5 separate regions of the Homo sapiens genome follow, and regions 1, 2, 3 and 4 are each linked to region 5. The links are chromatin contacts, found by Hi-C or POLR2A ChIA-PET in ENCODE. All regions are on one chromosome and are shown on one strand. Each heading gives the region's core, a stretch centred on a gene start or an enhancer-like site at or near the end of the contact. The rest is flanking DNA. Distances are from core to core; before and after follow the strand shown. Region 1 holds the start of SLC7A6OS (solute carrier family 7 member 6 opposite strand). Region 2 holds the start of ESRP2 (epithelial splicing regulatory protein 2). Region 3 holds the start of TERF2 (telomeric repeat binding factor 2). Region 4 holds the start of CYB5B (cytochrome b5 type B). Region 5 holds the start of TANGO6 (transport and golgi organization 6 homolog).

Region 1 (2,700 bases), core at 191-2,690, 530 kb before region 5:
AGGCGTCAGCTACTGTGCCCAGCCTCAAGGAGAATTTTCCATTTCTGTAGTTTTGCTGCATGTAGTAGACTTTTTTTGGAAGTGATTGCAAATGAAGTTAGCAAATGTAATATAAAGAAAAGCACTGGATTAAATGTGAGAAAACTTGCATTCTAGACCTAAATCTACCTCAAACTTGATATGCTATCCAGGACTATTCCTTTAACCTCTCTTTGATCAATTTTCCTACCTGCTCTATCTCTATTTTGCTCCAGTGATCCCCATCTCAGTCAGGGTGAAAGGCAATGTCCTTGCAAGTACCTAGCAGGCATCCTCCCCTCAAATTCCTTACTGCTCTCCTCTAGCTCACCGGGCTCCAGGCACCTTGCAAGGAGCAAAGAAACGGCTTAAGGGCCTCTTTACTTTCAGGTTCTCTGCCTAGAAGTCCTCTCGATATGTGGAATACCCTGCCATTCACCTTCTGCAAGTCTTCACTCAAATGTCATTTCCTCAGTGACACTCTCACTGAAGTGGCACCACTCTTCCTGCTTTGTCTCCCCGCCTCCTTACATCCCTTATCATCATCTGACACTGAATAGACTTGTTTACTGTTTCTGTCTACCTGCATGTTAGGTCCTCACTGCTGTATCCACAGAATCTAAAAAAATACCTGGCATATCGTAGGCACGTAGTAAACACATGTTGGATGAACAACCAAATCTGTAAAATGAGGCCGTCACGCCGGATGGATCATCCATCCCCTTAAGATGAAACTGTGCTGCGACTGGGCCCAGTCTTCTTGCATTACCATCCTGAGAAGCCCAGCGACCACCTTCAGGGGCATACTCACTTTGCAGGAGCCTGCAGAGGCGGCTTCAGGTTCTCCCTCCTCGTGGACAAGGTCTAACAACTGAAAGCCCGAGTTCCCGGCGGCTTCTGGGTTCCCCGGCGTGTACTCGGACTCCTGGCCGCTCGAGGTGGTCCCCAAGGATCGGCGGCTGGAAAGCACCCGGTAGCGGCCCTCCTGCCGGACCTCCCGAGCCGAGGCGCGGAGATTACGGCGGACACGCTGCTGGCTGTCCCGTGACGGGCGCAGAACTTCCCGCAGGAGAGGCTGGACTGGTTCCTCCTAGGGGGCAACAGGGGACGGAGGCCAGCGTAAGCAGGAGTTCGCGAGCGGGTCAGGGATCGGGTTTCGTACCGGCTGCACCCGAAGATGCCCTCCACACCAGCTGCACCACGCCCAATACCTGGGAGCACACAGTGGCCACCAAGTGGAAGACATTATTCTCCGCCGCTCTCTCCAAACCCTCCGACGTCTTCTGTGCCGCTGACTCGACCGCGTCGCTCCGGAGGCGTTTACAAGCGAGCACAAGAGCCTCCGCCGGCTCCGCACTGCGCTTCCGCTTCACCCGGAGTACAGCGGTCCTGGCGGCCTCCATAGTGGCTGCCGCTGAGCACTGTGGGAGCTCGCGGGGTGTGATGGGATAGCTTTCCAGTTCTGCTTTAGGACCCGCCCCCCAGCACGCTCCTCGACGCTGCGAGGTCCCGCCCCGCGTGCTGGCCGCGGTAAAAGTGGTAGCAGCGGAGGCGAGCGGAGGGTTTCCCGCGGCGGGTGAGGCGCTGGGTATGCTGGGAAGGTGGGGTCGCTTTGGGGTTCTGTGTGCAGCGAGCATGGTGTCCTTGGCACCAGGGTTTCGGCAGAGGAGCCTAGCGTGGGCCTACTTGGACTCCTCCGCGTGGGGCAGCTCGGGACACCCGGGCCTGCAGGAGAGCGGGGTTCTAGGCTGGCCCCGGCTCTGCAGTGCAGCCGGGTGCCTGCCACTCGCGGGGCTCTGTCGCAGTACTCGTGCCTGGCGCCTCCCCTCAGCCACAGAGACCGCAGTAGCTCCAACCATCGCACCCCTAACTGGGCCACGAGTTCTCTGATTGCCAGACCTGTTGTCTTTGCCACTCACTGTTCTGAGTAATTGGAGAGTCGTGTATTCACTACACGCCAACCAGAGTGGTCCTGTAAAAGCGTAAGCCTAGTGTAGATACGCTTCTGCTTAAAACTCTTGAGTGGCTCCCAGTGCTTTTAGAACAAAATCCAAACGCCTTTCCGAAGTCGACAAGGCCCAGCTTGATTGAGCAGAAGATGTGATAGGAGATGAGGAGCGGGGGGCTTCTGCAAAAGTGCTTCGGTCGCTCAGGCTTTTGGCACATTTTGCTTATGCAACCTAGTTCTTTCTACCTTAGGGCCTTTTCTTGGGAAAGTTGGGGTAAGGATTCCTGACCTGTAAAAACTCTTCCCCAACTTTTATCCCGGTCTGTCTTGTAGATCTCAAATGCTAGTTTCCTCAGAGTCCTTCTGTAACCTTGGTTTTCTCTTTCTACAACGCTCTGTGTATTTCTTGCATTCATGTAGTCTGTAATTTGTATTACTCTCTCATTAGAGTCTAAGCTCTTGGAGGGCAAGGGTCTTCTCTAGCTTGTGGTGGTGGCTCCAGTCCCTAATATAGTGCCTGGCACATAGAAGGTATTTAATAAATTTTGTTATTTTATTTTTTCGAGACAGAGTCTCACTCTGCTGCCTAGGCTGAGTGCAGTGGTGTGATCGAGGCGCACTGCAGCCTTGACCTCCTGGGCTCAAGCGATCCTCACCTCGGCCTACCGAGTAGCTGGGACTACAGGCACGCGCCACTACACTCGGGTAATTTTTAATTTTAATATATGTATATT
Region 2 (2,700 bases), core at 142-2,641, 610 kb before region 5:
ACTAATCAGTGACCCACGAACCCTCCCTGCCAATTCTGTGACACTTTACAACTTGGGGCTGACAGAGCAAGGCAACCCAGCTCTCCTCCAGCAAACTCCCCAAGTGAAGGGCCGGGAGCCCTTCTGGAACAGACAAGGAATCATCATCGTGGTGCCTCCTCATCAGGAACCACAAGAGTTGTTGGAAGATGAAAGAACGTGAGTGTATAAAAAGGACTTACACTAATTACACTCAAGAGTCAGACATAGAATGAGCGCCGTAGTGAAGATAAGGAAAAGAAAACAGCAATGGAAACCACCTCCCACTTCAGCTAGGGCAGGAGGCACCCCAGGCCTTTGCACTCAGCAGGCAGATAGTCCCCCAGGCCAGGCCGGGACAGCGCCCACGCCTGGCCAGCCGGCCGGGACAGGCCTAGACGAGCAGTTTACACCTGGCGGCGTCTACCTCTAGGGCCGACACCGCCCTACGCCTCCGCTCCAGCAGCTCCCAAGCAGGCCGAAGACGCGGGCCGCAAGGACAGGTGACCTATATGGGCCCCTCGACCCCTTTCGCTTCCGGCTGCGGCTCAGGGAGACCTGACCCAGCAGGTCTCCCAAAGGCGTCTCGGCCTCGCTCCCCGGGCGGGAACTGGGGATGGATCCCAAAGCCTGCGTCCCGATCCCTTCGGTAGGAGTAGGTTCCTGCAATGGTTGAAAAGTAAGGAGCCCAGGGGAATGGCTGGCACGCGCGGATGAAAGGGGCACGCACACGCGAGAGTCGCTCAAAGTTTCAAACAAGAGCCCAGTCCTGCCGCCTGGACCGGTTGGTTGCGGCACGCCAGGCCTAGCCTCCGGCCGCCAATCCCGCCCAGAAATGTCCTCACGTCCAGGCCATGCCGCCACCCACCCCGGCGCTCACCTGCTGCAGCACCTTGTCCAGCGGCTCTGCCCGCGCCAGGCTGTCGGCGCTCAGGCCGCTCGCCTCGCGGCACTGCGTACTCAGTGCGGCCGCCTCGGCACGAACCAGCGATTTGTGCAGCGTCCCCACCTGTGAGCGGCGGGGGAAACCGATCAGCCGCGCCCCTCGACCCCGGAAGCTCCCTGGGGACCTCACCGCCTCTTTTCCACCCTACCTGGCGGCTCCGCGGCTCAACCACTTGCCAAACTAGGAGGATTAAGTCGGTCTCGTCCGAGCCCAGGTCCCGTCCCAGCGCACCCGCCGTAGCCCCGAAGAGGACGACCAGTGATCCGGGCCAGGGGCAGGGGTCCGCGGCGGGGTCGGCCGCGGGGTCAGGGCCCGGGGGAGGGGGCGGCGGCGGCGGCGGAGTCATGGCCGCAGAGGAAGGGGGCTCTCGGCCAGACACGCGGACCGACGAGGCGCACGCACGCACCGACCGACCGCAGACGCGGATCAGCTTGGGCGGGACACCGTGTATCGGGGGCGGCACCTGCGGCCCGGCTGGCTCAGTGGGCGCTGCCAAGACCCGCCCGTGGCGCCCCGCGGGGCGGGGCGGCTACCGGCCCACGCCCTCTCCAGGCGAGTTACCTGCCGGCCCCGCCGGCCACGTGACCGGGGCGGCTCCGGGAACCTTGGGGGAGGGCCGCCAGAACTCAACCCAGGACGCAAGAGCTCACGCTCCCGGCCTGGGCGCACGCTTAGGATCCGGATTCCTACTTCCAGGGCTGGTCCTGCCTGATTTTGGGGGCTAACCCATTCTTCCGCTCTCCCCCCACTCTTCCCCAGGGGTCGTCAGGCCTCTGCAAAGGAGCGTGCAAGACAGAGGCCTTCTCCAGTATGGAAGTCACCAGGAGGCAGTCTAGGGGCTGTGGGGGTCAACACGGCAGGTCTGGGGTTGATGGAAGTCAAAGGGTCAAGGGGGCGGTGAGAGTTGCCGGGTATCACCCTGTAGGGGGATCACCAGAAGTCACCTGGGAAAGGGGAGGGCGGCGGGAACATCAGCGTTGTTAGAGCTGTGGGGTGGTCACCAGGGATCACAGGGAAGGGCTTGTCCACGCAGATGCTAGGGCCGAGCGCTAGCCTGGCACTGAGAAGTGCCAGAGCGCGGTCGTTGTGGGTTGGGAGTGGGCAGGCCTCAATGCTGGGGAAAGGAACCCCCCAAATCGCAGAGAGCTGCACCCTAGACGAGGCTGAGAGGGGTAGAACGGGCCTGGAGCCTCACTCCTACCCCACGTGTGGGGGCCTGCCTGCTTTCGTCCCTTTCTGGACGGTGGAGAAGCTGCCTGGAGATTGCGAGCGCTCTGGCCGATGGGGGGCTAGCGTTGAGCGTGTGTGCGCGCATGCGGGCTGCAGATCCTCCCTTTTCCATCCCGCACCTACAACCCAATTGACAGCCCCGCATTTGGGGCTCCCATTCCTCCCTTTGCCCAGTGGAGCTTGGTGAGGCTCCTTTATGGCGCGTTTCCCGGCCGTTCCTTACTTTCCCAAACTCTCCCAGGGAGGTGACTGAGAAACTGAATAAGTGACTGAGAAACTGAATAATCCAGCAGGAAGGAGGGGGCTCCAGCGTGGCGGGAACTGAGTCACGCGGTTGCCTAGCCCGACTCGAGACTGAGACGGGAGCCGCACCACGCGCTTTCGGACAAGGAGGGTGCTGCGGCCCGGCCCCTGGACAATGGAGAGAGCGGGGCACCCGGGCGCATCACCAGAGCTCATGCCCGGGAAAGGGGCGAGGCCCGGGGGGAGAGAGCTCAGCGTAGCTC
Region 3 (2,700 bases), core at 155-2,654, 540 kb after region 5:
TGGATTCGACCACTGCTTCTGTCAGTGTAAATTCCGTTTTAATCATCTCCAGCACATTGATAGCTGATTCCAGTGGTGTGAGCTCAGCCTCCATATCAAAGGAACAGTCTAGGACAAAGCACAGTTTTCATTTTTAAGCTCTTTTCTAAGGGTAAAAAAGTTATGTCCAAAAATTATATATATATATTTATGGAAATGGAGCATGCAAATATGGTAAGATTTGCATTTAATTTTTTGACATATTTGCTACAGGTTGACATACACGATAAGGGTCCAAATTCAAATCAATGAATTTAACGTGACCATTTTTTAACACCTGTCAAGACAGGCAAAAAAATTATTTTTAAATACCTGCATTTGCCTCTCAAATTCAGAATATACCCATCCTCCTCAGATACGAGTGGCAAGAAACTGACAACAGCTAAATAGCTTTCAAGTTAAATTCAGAGGGGAAAAATGTCAGAGTACTTCCACTCTGAAAAACTCTCTACCATGGGGGAAAAAAGATGTCCATATGAACATAACTCACTTTAGACAGGAGCAAAGTTGGGGTGAGCAATTAACAGGTGGGAGAAGATTTAAAAAAAACACAGAAAAGCAGCCAAGACAACCTTAACCGGAGAAAACTAGAGCCAGTCGAGCCAGAAAACAGACCCATCGTAGAATGAAAAAGACCACTCTGATGGAAACTATCGCACTTTAACCTGGAATCCTTCAGTTCTAGATATAAGTTTTAAAACAAAACCCTACGCAAGTAAGCCCAGAGAAGAACACAAAAATAGCCATACCTAAATTTTCCCCTTCTTCAATCCGCGACAGACACTGCATAACCCGCAGCAATCGGGACACGGTGTGCTCCTTCCCCAAGGGCCTGACAAGCAAAGCTGGGAGAGAAGACATCGTTGGCTGGGCGACCCCCAGTCCCGACTCCCGGTCCCCCGGACCCCCTTCCCCGGCGCTCCAACCCCCCTCCCCCGGCCCGGCCCTCACCCTGCATGATGTCCCGGATCTGTCTGAAGTCCCCGTACCGGCTACCCCGAAAGGCCCGCAGCGCCTCGTGGAAGTAGAACTTGAGCACCCAGCGATTGACTGCCTCTTCCAGCCGTGCCTCCCCCGCGCCGCGCTCCGCCGGGCCCCCCAGCCCCGGCTCGTGGCGCCCCCGCCGGGCCCGCCCGCTACTGCGGGACGCCCGCCTGCCAGCTGCCCGCCCGCTGCCGTCGCTACTCCCGCCTCCTCCCGCCATCGTGTCCGATCGCCGCGCGCCCTCCCCGCCCTCCCGGCCGGGCCGCTTCCTCGGCTGTGACGCCGCTGGGTCACGCACGACGCCCGGGCCGGAAGCGGGGCCCGCCGTCCCGGCTCCCGCGGCCATGATAGAAACAGCGTTCCGAGCCGCCCGCGGGCTTCTGGGAGGGAAAGGACCGGAGGGCCCGGCCCCCTTCTCAGACGCCGTAGTTCCCGATGTGCCGGCCGCAATGCCTCCTGGGGCTTGAAGTCCACACCGCCCAGGCCGGTGAACCCGGCGGGTTTTGCAGTCAACTTCGCTCCGAATTTACAGAAAACAGCTACTATGCTAGGGACGCGGAACAGTGTATTAGAGACTGAAAAACAGGCCGGGATCGGTGGCTCTACGCCTGTAATCCCAGCACTTTGGGAGGCTGAGGCGGGTGGATCACCTGAGGTCGGGAGTTCGAGACCAGCCTGACCAACATGGAGAAACCCCATCTCTACTAAAAATACAAAATTAGCCAGACGTGGTGGCGCATGCCTGTAATCCTAGCTACTCAGGAGGCTGAGGCAGGAGACTCGCTTGAACCCGCGAGGCGGAGGTTGCGGTGAGCCGAGATCGCGCCATTGCACTCCAGTCTGGGCAACAAGAGCGAAACTCCGTCTCAAAAAAAAGAAAAGAAAAAAAAGAAAACCAAATATGTGCACCTTATTAAACACTTTGAAAATTGTGGAAGAGAGCATACACAGAGGAAAGTCTTTAAACAAATTTGTATTTTAACAAATACTGTAATTATAAAGCAAAGACCAGTGTGATACCAATAAATAGAATGCACCTGGCAACCCAGCCGCTAGACATATACTCTTTGTAATCACAAAAATAACACATTTTGTTGTAGAACAATTAGAAAAATAAGCAAAAGGACCACCCATAGTCCCATAGAGGGTCTGAGTCACTTTCAGATATCTCTGATACTCTTGGAATTCACCAACTGGCACTTGACCAAATGGAGAACCTCCAGCTCAGACCTTAGTTCAGGATGGTGGTTGTGGGTGCCTCTTCCTGAGAGGCCCAGTAACTGGTCTAGCTTCAAAGATTGTCCTACCAGCCCCACTAGTCTGGAACCTGCAAAGATCCAGTTTGGGGCCACTCAAAGACAACTCAGAAGTGCAGGTGGCCATGTCCTTGAGGATGTGAATCCCATGCTGGACCTGTGAATTAATATCAGGACCTTAATATGTATAGTATCCTGGAAAGCCAAAAGTTCTATGAGGTACACGTTCCGGGATGAGAGAAGAGGCCTCTAGGTCTGACTGATCTTTGGTGATCATAGCTGCTTTTCTTTTTTTTCTTTGTTTTTCTTGAGATGGAATCTCGTTCTGTCGCCCAAGCTGGAGTGCAGTGGCACGATCTCGGCTCACTGCAAGCTCCGCCTCTGGGTTCATGCCATTCTCCTGCCTCAGCCTCCCGAGTGG
Region 4 (2,700 bases), core at 41-2,540, 580 kb after region 5:
TTATAAAGGGAATGGTGGAAAATATTATACGTTAGTGAAAGAGGTTGCGAATGGATTGTGGAGAGCCCTGAATGGTAGACTGCGAGAGTGACAGGATGAAAACGACGACATCATAGGAAGAGCAATCTGTCAGTTGTAATGGCAGTTAAAAAGTGGCGCACAACACTGTACCTTAACCAAACTTGGAATTCCAAAGTGCTGGGACCTCTAGCGGAGAGCAGTTGAGTTCAATTCTATTTTAGATCACGTAGAGACTAAAATAGTGCCGATTGATCCTGATCATCACAGAATTCGTTTGAAAATCGGATTCTGAATGATGGTAGAAACATAGGATACTCCACATTCTACCCCCAATTGCTGTCCGGGACAGCAATTGCCTTTCTAATCGACTGCCATGTTTAGCGATTACTATGCGCCAAGCGCTTTACAGGCACTCTCATTAAAATAGGCAAACCGGGCCAGGCGCGGTGGCTCACGCCTGTAATCCCAGCACTTTGGGAGGCCTACGCAGGCGGATCACCTGAGGTCAGGAGTTCGAGACCAGCCTGGCCAACATGGTGAAACCTACTCTCTACTAAAAATACAAAAATTAGCCGGGCGTGGTGGCGCATGCCTGTAGTTCCAGCTAGTCGAGAGGCTGAGGTAGGAGAATCGCTTGAACCTGGGAGGCGGAGTTTGCAGTAAGCCGAGATCGTGCCACTGCACTCTGGCCTAGGAGACAGAGCGAGAACTTGTCTCAAAAAAAAAAAAAAAAAAAAAAAAGGCAAACCCCTCTGTAAGAGAGTGCTTTATCAAGCCCATTTTACTGATGGGGAAATTGAGGAGAGACGGGATTGGCCAGATCACGACCTGGAGGCAGCAAAGATGTAAAATCAGGGTTGGGATACAGGCTGCGCCGGTAGTGTAGGGGATAGGAACTTTCTGAGACTCAGGAGAAAGCCACAGCGATGGGAAGGGAAGCAGAACACTGGAGACCCTAAAGGCCCACAGGCTGAGAGAAGTGGTACCTCTCCTGAAGTGACACCTGTCAGCACGCCTCTTTTGGGCGCCAGTCCAAAAATCGCGGTATCTGATTGGCGAGGTTGGAGGGGGCTGAACGACCCTAATTGGTTAGTTGGACCTCGAACCAGACTTTCATCTGGAGGATCGGGCGAGGAGTGGGCGGGATTTCGAACTGAGCCACTCCCTTCATTGGTGAAAAGAAAACGAACCAGGAACTATTCGGAAGTGTGATTGGCTGTTGCTAGGAACCGTCTCAAGGCCTTATGGGCCCTGGTTACGGAAGCCGAGGAAGGCTGAGCGCGGGCTCTCAAGGAAAGTAGTCGCGGAATCTCAGTTAGCGGTGGAGAGGCAGTATGTCCGGTTCAATGGCGACTGCGGAAGCTAGCGGCAGCGATGGGAAAGGGCAGGAAGTCGAGACCTCAGTCACCTATTACCGGTTGGAGGAGGTGGCAAAGCGCAACTCCTTGAAGGAACTGTGGCTTGTGATCCATGGGCGAGTCTACGATGTCACCCGCTTCCTCAACGAGGTGGGGCCTGGGAGGTGGGAGGCCTCTGAAGCTGCTGGGGCGAGGGGTGAAAAGGCTGTGTGGAGTGTATGTGGGAAGGAAGGGAGGCTTGGCTGGGGGCGATAAGGCGTAAGAAAGGGATCACGACCCTCAGAGGGAAACTGGGGTGGGATTGGGGGAGGGCTTTAGTTTGCATGCATTTCCAGTCAGCTCCGAGTTCTGGTGCCTTATGTAATATCATGTATTACTTATGTGTCGAGCATTTGCTGTGTGCTCAGCTAAACTCTAAGCCATCATTATCTTTATTTTACAGAAAGGGAAACTGAGGCTCACAGGTTGAGGACTCTCAGGGCCATAGAGTTAGCAGCTTAGATCCGTTGAACCTAGGTCTGAAGTGCACCCACATCTGTGCTTTTCCAGTGTGCCTTCTGAAGTAATACCGGTTTTGGTTTTCGTCTTCTAGAGTAGAAGCTGAGATTTCTCTCCACACGCTTCCCCATCTTGATTATGCCTCCACTGTTTTTTTTTCCCCCTAATCTGAGTTGACCTTGAGGCCAGAAACTCATAAATCAACCCTTTTTTTTTGTTTTTGACTCATGTTTTGTCATTTTTCTTAAATATTCAAGACTGTTTTATTTAATCTTCAAGTCTGTTGCATTACATCTCATTTTAAAAATTATTTTTGAGACCATGGTGCAACTAATTTTTTTTTTAAGGAAACAGGATAGACTTCTAAATATTTAAAACTTTATTGAGGTGTAATGTACATACGTAAATTGTGCCTATCTAAAATGTACATTTTGATGAGTTTTGAAAAATGTATTCATCCATGTTAAGACATAAACCATTTCCATCATTCTAAAAAGCTTCCTTTCCCTTTGCAGTCATTCTCTCCCAACCCCAGGCAACTAGTGATATGCAGCCGCTAAAGATTGGTTTGAAGCTTTGATTTTCGGTGTGTGTATGTTTGAAGCTTTGATTTTCGGTTTGTGTGTGATCATTTTATTTTGAGCAATAGATTAATGACTTGTGAAAGTTCACTTCTATTTCTCTGAAGCAAATATACTAGTGAAATATTTTTTCGATTAATTTGGGGCCTAAAAGAGAAATCTCTGCATCCTGACTTTTAATTCTAAAAACTTTTAAAATTTAAAAGTTTCCCCCAAAGAACATTATTTTTAATAAATCTTAA
Region 5 (2,700 bases), core at 19-2,518:
GGACCATTAAGAAGTTTGTCCTTTGGGCCGGGCGCAGTGGCTCACGCCTGTAATCCCAGCACTTTGGGAGGCCCAGGTGGGCAGGTCACTTGAGGTGAGGAGCTCAAGACCAGCCTAGCCAAGAGGGCGAAACCTTGTCTCCACAAAAAATACAAAAATTAGCCGGGCATGCTGGGGCACTCCAGTAATCCCAGCTACTCGGGGGGCTGAGGCCAGATAATTGTTTCAGCCTGGGAGGCAGAGGTTGCAGTGAGCCGAGATCACGCCACTGAACTCCAGCCTAGGCGACAGAGCGAGACCCCATCTCAAAAAATAAAATAAAAATAAAGGTCCTGCCCTCAAAAACATTGTCCTGTGTCTGCGGCATGACTTTCAGACAACATGGTTTTTCAACGTCCCACCAGGATTTATGTAGGTGAAAACCTGTTTCCGATAATCTGAATCTCAAATCCATTCTGTTTTACATATAAAAACAGTTTGGCGGAGGGCATGGTTTTGATAGACCCTGAATTTTCGAGGAATGCATCAACCATGAAAACAGAACACAGATCGAACTTTTACTGGGAACTTTACTAAGTTCACTGAAAAAAAAAATCATATTACCCATAACAACATTTGTAGCTTTACATTCACGATGGATATATATGCGTGTGTACGTCTGTACTTAGGTTTTGTTTGTTTGTTTGTTTTGAGATGGAGTCTCGCTCTGTCGCCCAGGCTGGAGTGCAGTGGTGTGATCTCGGCTCACTGCAACCTCGACCTCCCAGCTTCGAGCGATTCTCCTGCCTCAGCCTCCCGGGTAGCTGGGACTACAGGCGCCCGCCACCACGCCTGGCTAATTTTTGTATGTTTAGTAGAGACGGGGTTTCACCATATCGGACAGGTTGGTCTCAAACTCCTGACCTTGTGATCTGCCCGCCTCGGCCTCCCAGAGTGCTGCGATTACAGGTGTGAGCCACCGCGCCCAGCCTGAATATTGTTTTTCTTATCCATACTTCACTGTAAGCAGATGGAAGCATCTGTCTGCTTCATTATGTCTGCCAGTGTTGAGTACCTGAGTATTTTCATATTGAAATATAGCTTTAATGATACATTACTTCTCTCTTCCTTCTTTACATAGCGGTTAATCATATTGAGCTTCTGAAATTGTGCGCGTGGGCAGATTAGCCATTTTTGGGTTCCCTCTTACCCCCCGGACTAAGCCGGGACGGAAAAAAAATGTGAAGGGGGCGTTCCCGATCGATTTGGCCCCGCCCCATAGTGTGCCCAGAGCCTTCTGCCACACTTAACATGGCGGCGGCGGCGCCCTGCCGAGGCGCCTGAGCGGGTCGCGAGCGTGGTGTTACACTCCAGTCATGGCGGCCCGACAGGCCGTGGGCAGCGGGGCTCAGGAGACATGCGGTCTGGATCGGATTTTGGAGGCATTGAAGCTGCTGCTGAGCCCGGGAGGTGAGAGGACGCATCTCCGCGCCGGGCTGGACCCGGGACTCTCAGGGCCGCCCGGCTTCCGGGGCTGCCCTGCCTTCCGCAGCGTGCGCCCCTTAGGCCCGCCTCGGGACCCTCCGCCCGCTGCTGGGGGCTTTGAGCATTGTCTATGCCCGTCCTCATTACGTTCTTGAGGAAACTGAGGCTCAAGGAGGGCGCGGGATCCGTTGACTGCTGATATTAGCCAACATCTCTTGAGCATTTGCCTTGTGCTGGGCTCTGTCAGGCGGGGCCGTTATTTCATTCAGTGCTTACTGCAGCGCTCTTGGGAGGGGGATATGGACCCAGCTCCAGAGAGGGTAGGGCGCCCGCGACGTAGAAATGTGAGGTCCTAGCCGCGTGAGGGCGCAGGGGCCAGCATGGACCCTTGAGATTTGTACGAAATGCCAAGAAGTCCAGACATCGGAAGCAGTGACGTTTGAAATGGGTTTGGGGAGAGTATTTAGGGGTTACCAGGCGCTTTTAATCTTTGTGGTGCGTGGACAGTTTCTTCCCAGTCTAAAATCTGAAGGGATATTGGGAGTGGTTGAAGCTGCTACTCCTTTTGCGACTGAGGACACCCAAGGCTCACTGAAGAAATTAAGTAACCTGTCCAAGATCACGTGGTCAAATTAGGGGCAGAACACGGACCTAGGCCCGAGATCTACTGAACCCCCTTCTCAGAATCAGACAAATTGTTCAGTATAGGGGCTCTGATGTTATCTGGAGCTTTTGGAAAGGACGTGGAAGATAGAGCTCTGCTTATCACTGGGGTGTATATTTGGGGGAAGGGATGGGAAGGGATCTGTAGAATTAGCAAGGGCACATGAAAGGCCAAAGGGGATCACCTCCCAGTCTCAGATTTTATACTTAAAACTGCAAAAACTTCTGCAAACATTACACCACACCAGCGGGAAGTGAACACAAGTTACTAATATTAGTAAATGAGTGCCTACTAAGTATCAGTCCCCATAGTAGGCTGTTGACATACACATCATTTAATCCTCATTACGATCCCCTGGGATCGGTACTACTTGTATTCAATTTTTACGGATGAAGGACCAAGGTTCAGGTACATTGGAAATTGCCCAATGTCAGACTAGTAAGTGGCAGAATTTGAATTTAGGTTATTTCCACTAAAAGTATGGTAAATATGCTACATTGTCTCAATTAAGAGTCAGACTGCAAAATAGAATTTTAAGTTGCTAATCGAGAGGTCACTTGTCTTCTAACGGC

What was found. A loop is a pair of places that touch in the nucleus more often than their neighbours do. ChIA-PET counts read pairs that join two places held with the same protein, here RNA polymerase II (POLR2A). Pooled maps may share reads with other maps.
Region 1: a loop to region 5 is called in a pooled map, with 12 times the contacts of the local background. The contact joins the promoter of SLC7A6OS here to the promoter of TANGO6 in region 5. A Hi-C loop is called at or near these places in 6 of 50 pooled maps. POLR2A ChIA-PET finds 5 or more read pairs at or near these places in 2 of 52 experiments (K562 and activated CD4-positive, alpha-beta T cell).
Region 2: a pooled map shows a loop between it and region 5 (4-fold over the local background). The contact joins the promoter of ESRP2 here to the promoter of TANGO6 in region 5. A Hi-C loop is called at or near these places in 2 of 168 maps with a recorded cell type or tissue (CD4-positive, alpha-beta T cell and GM12878) and 7 of 50 pooled maps. POLR2A ChIA-PET finds 5 or more read pairs at or near these places in 3 of 52 experiments (CD4-positive, alpha-beta T cell, IMR-90 and activated CD4-positive, alpha-beta memory T cell).
Region 3: a map of CD4-positive, alpha-beta T cell shows a loop between it and region 5 (9-fold over the local background). The contact joins the promoter of TERF2 here to the promoter of TANGO6 in region 5. A Hi-C loop is called at or near these places in 1 of 168 maps with a recorded cell type or tissue (CD4-positive, alpha-beta T cell) and 8 of 50 pooled maps. POLR2A ChIA-PET finds 5 or more read pairs at or near these places in 1 of 52 experiments (activated CD4-positive, alpha-beta T cell).
Region 4: a map of naive thymus-derived CD4-positive, alpha-beta T cell shows a loop between it and region 5 (17-fold over the local background). The contact joins the promoter of CYB5B here to the promoter of TANGO6 in region 5. A Hi-C loop is called at or near these places in 1 of 168 maps with a recorded cell type or tissue (naive thymus-derived CD4-positive, alpha-beta T cell) and 6 of 50 pooled maps. POLR2A ChIA-PET finds 5 or more read pairs at or near these places in 2 of 52 experiments (HepG2 and activated CD4-positive, alpha-beta T cell).

Annotation. Positions count from the first base shown.
Region 1 is chr16:68,309,506-68,312,205 of GRCh38, forward strand. SLC7A6OS (solute carrier family 7 member 6 opposite strand) reads right to left here and starts at 1,441. Exons shown (of 5, transcript NM_032178.3): 1 at 1,230-1,441; 2 at 830-1,108. The coding sequence starts at 1,421. PRMT7 (protein arginine methyltransferase 7) reads left to right here and starts at 1,514. Exons shown (of 19, transcript NM_019023.5): 1 at 1,514-1,594; 2 at 2,537-2,671. RefSeq lists an enhancer at 446-1,410.
Region 2 is chr16:68,234,736-68,237,435 of GRCh38, forward strand. ESRP2 (epithelial splicing regulatory protein 2) reads right to left here and starts at 1,392. Exons shown (of 15, transcript NM_024939.3): 1 at 1,113-1,392; 2 at 899-1,027. The coding sequence starts at 1,310. RefSeq lists a silencer at 1,340-1,569 and enhancers at 1,591-2,179, 2,180-2,700.
Region 3 is chr16:69,384,603-69,387,302 of GRCh38, forward strand. It overlaps TERF2 (telomeric repeat binding factor 2), which reads right to left and starts at 1,405. Exons shown (of 10, transcript NM_005652.5): 1 at 991-1,405; 2 at 789-884; 3 at 1-108. The coding sequence starts at 1,369. RefSeq lists a silencer at 1,021-1,400.
Region 4 is chr16:69,423,329-69,426,028 of GRCh38, forward strand. CYB5B (cytochrome b5 type B) reads left to right here and starts at 1,291. Exons shown (of 5, transcript NM_030579.3): 1 at 1,291-1,529. The coding sequence starts at 1,356. RefSeq lists enhancers at 574-1,121, 1,122-1,669.
Region 5 is chr16:68,842,263-68,844,962 of GRCh38, forward strand. It overlaps TANGO6 (transport and golgi organization 6 homolog), which reads left to right and starts at 1,269. Exons shown (of 18, transcript NM_024562.2): 1 at 1,269-1,449. The coding sequence starts at 1,356. RefSeq lists an enhancer at 1,240-1,509.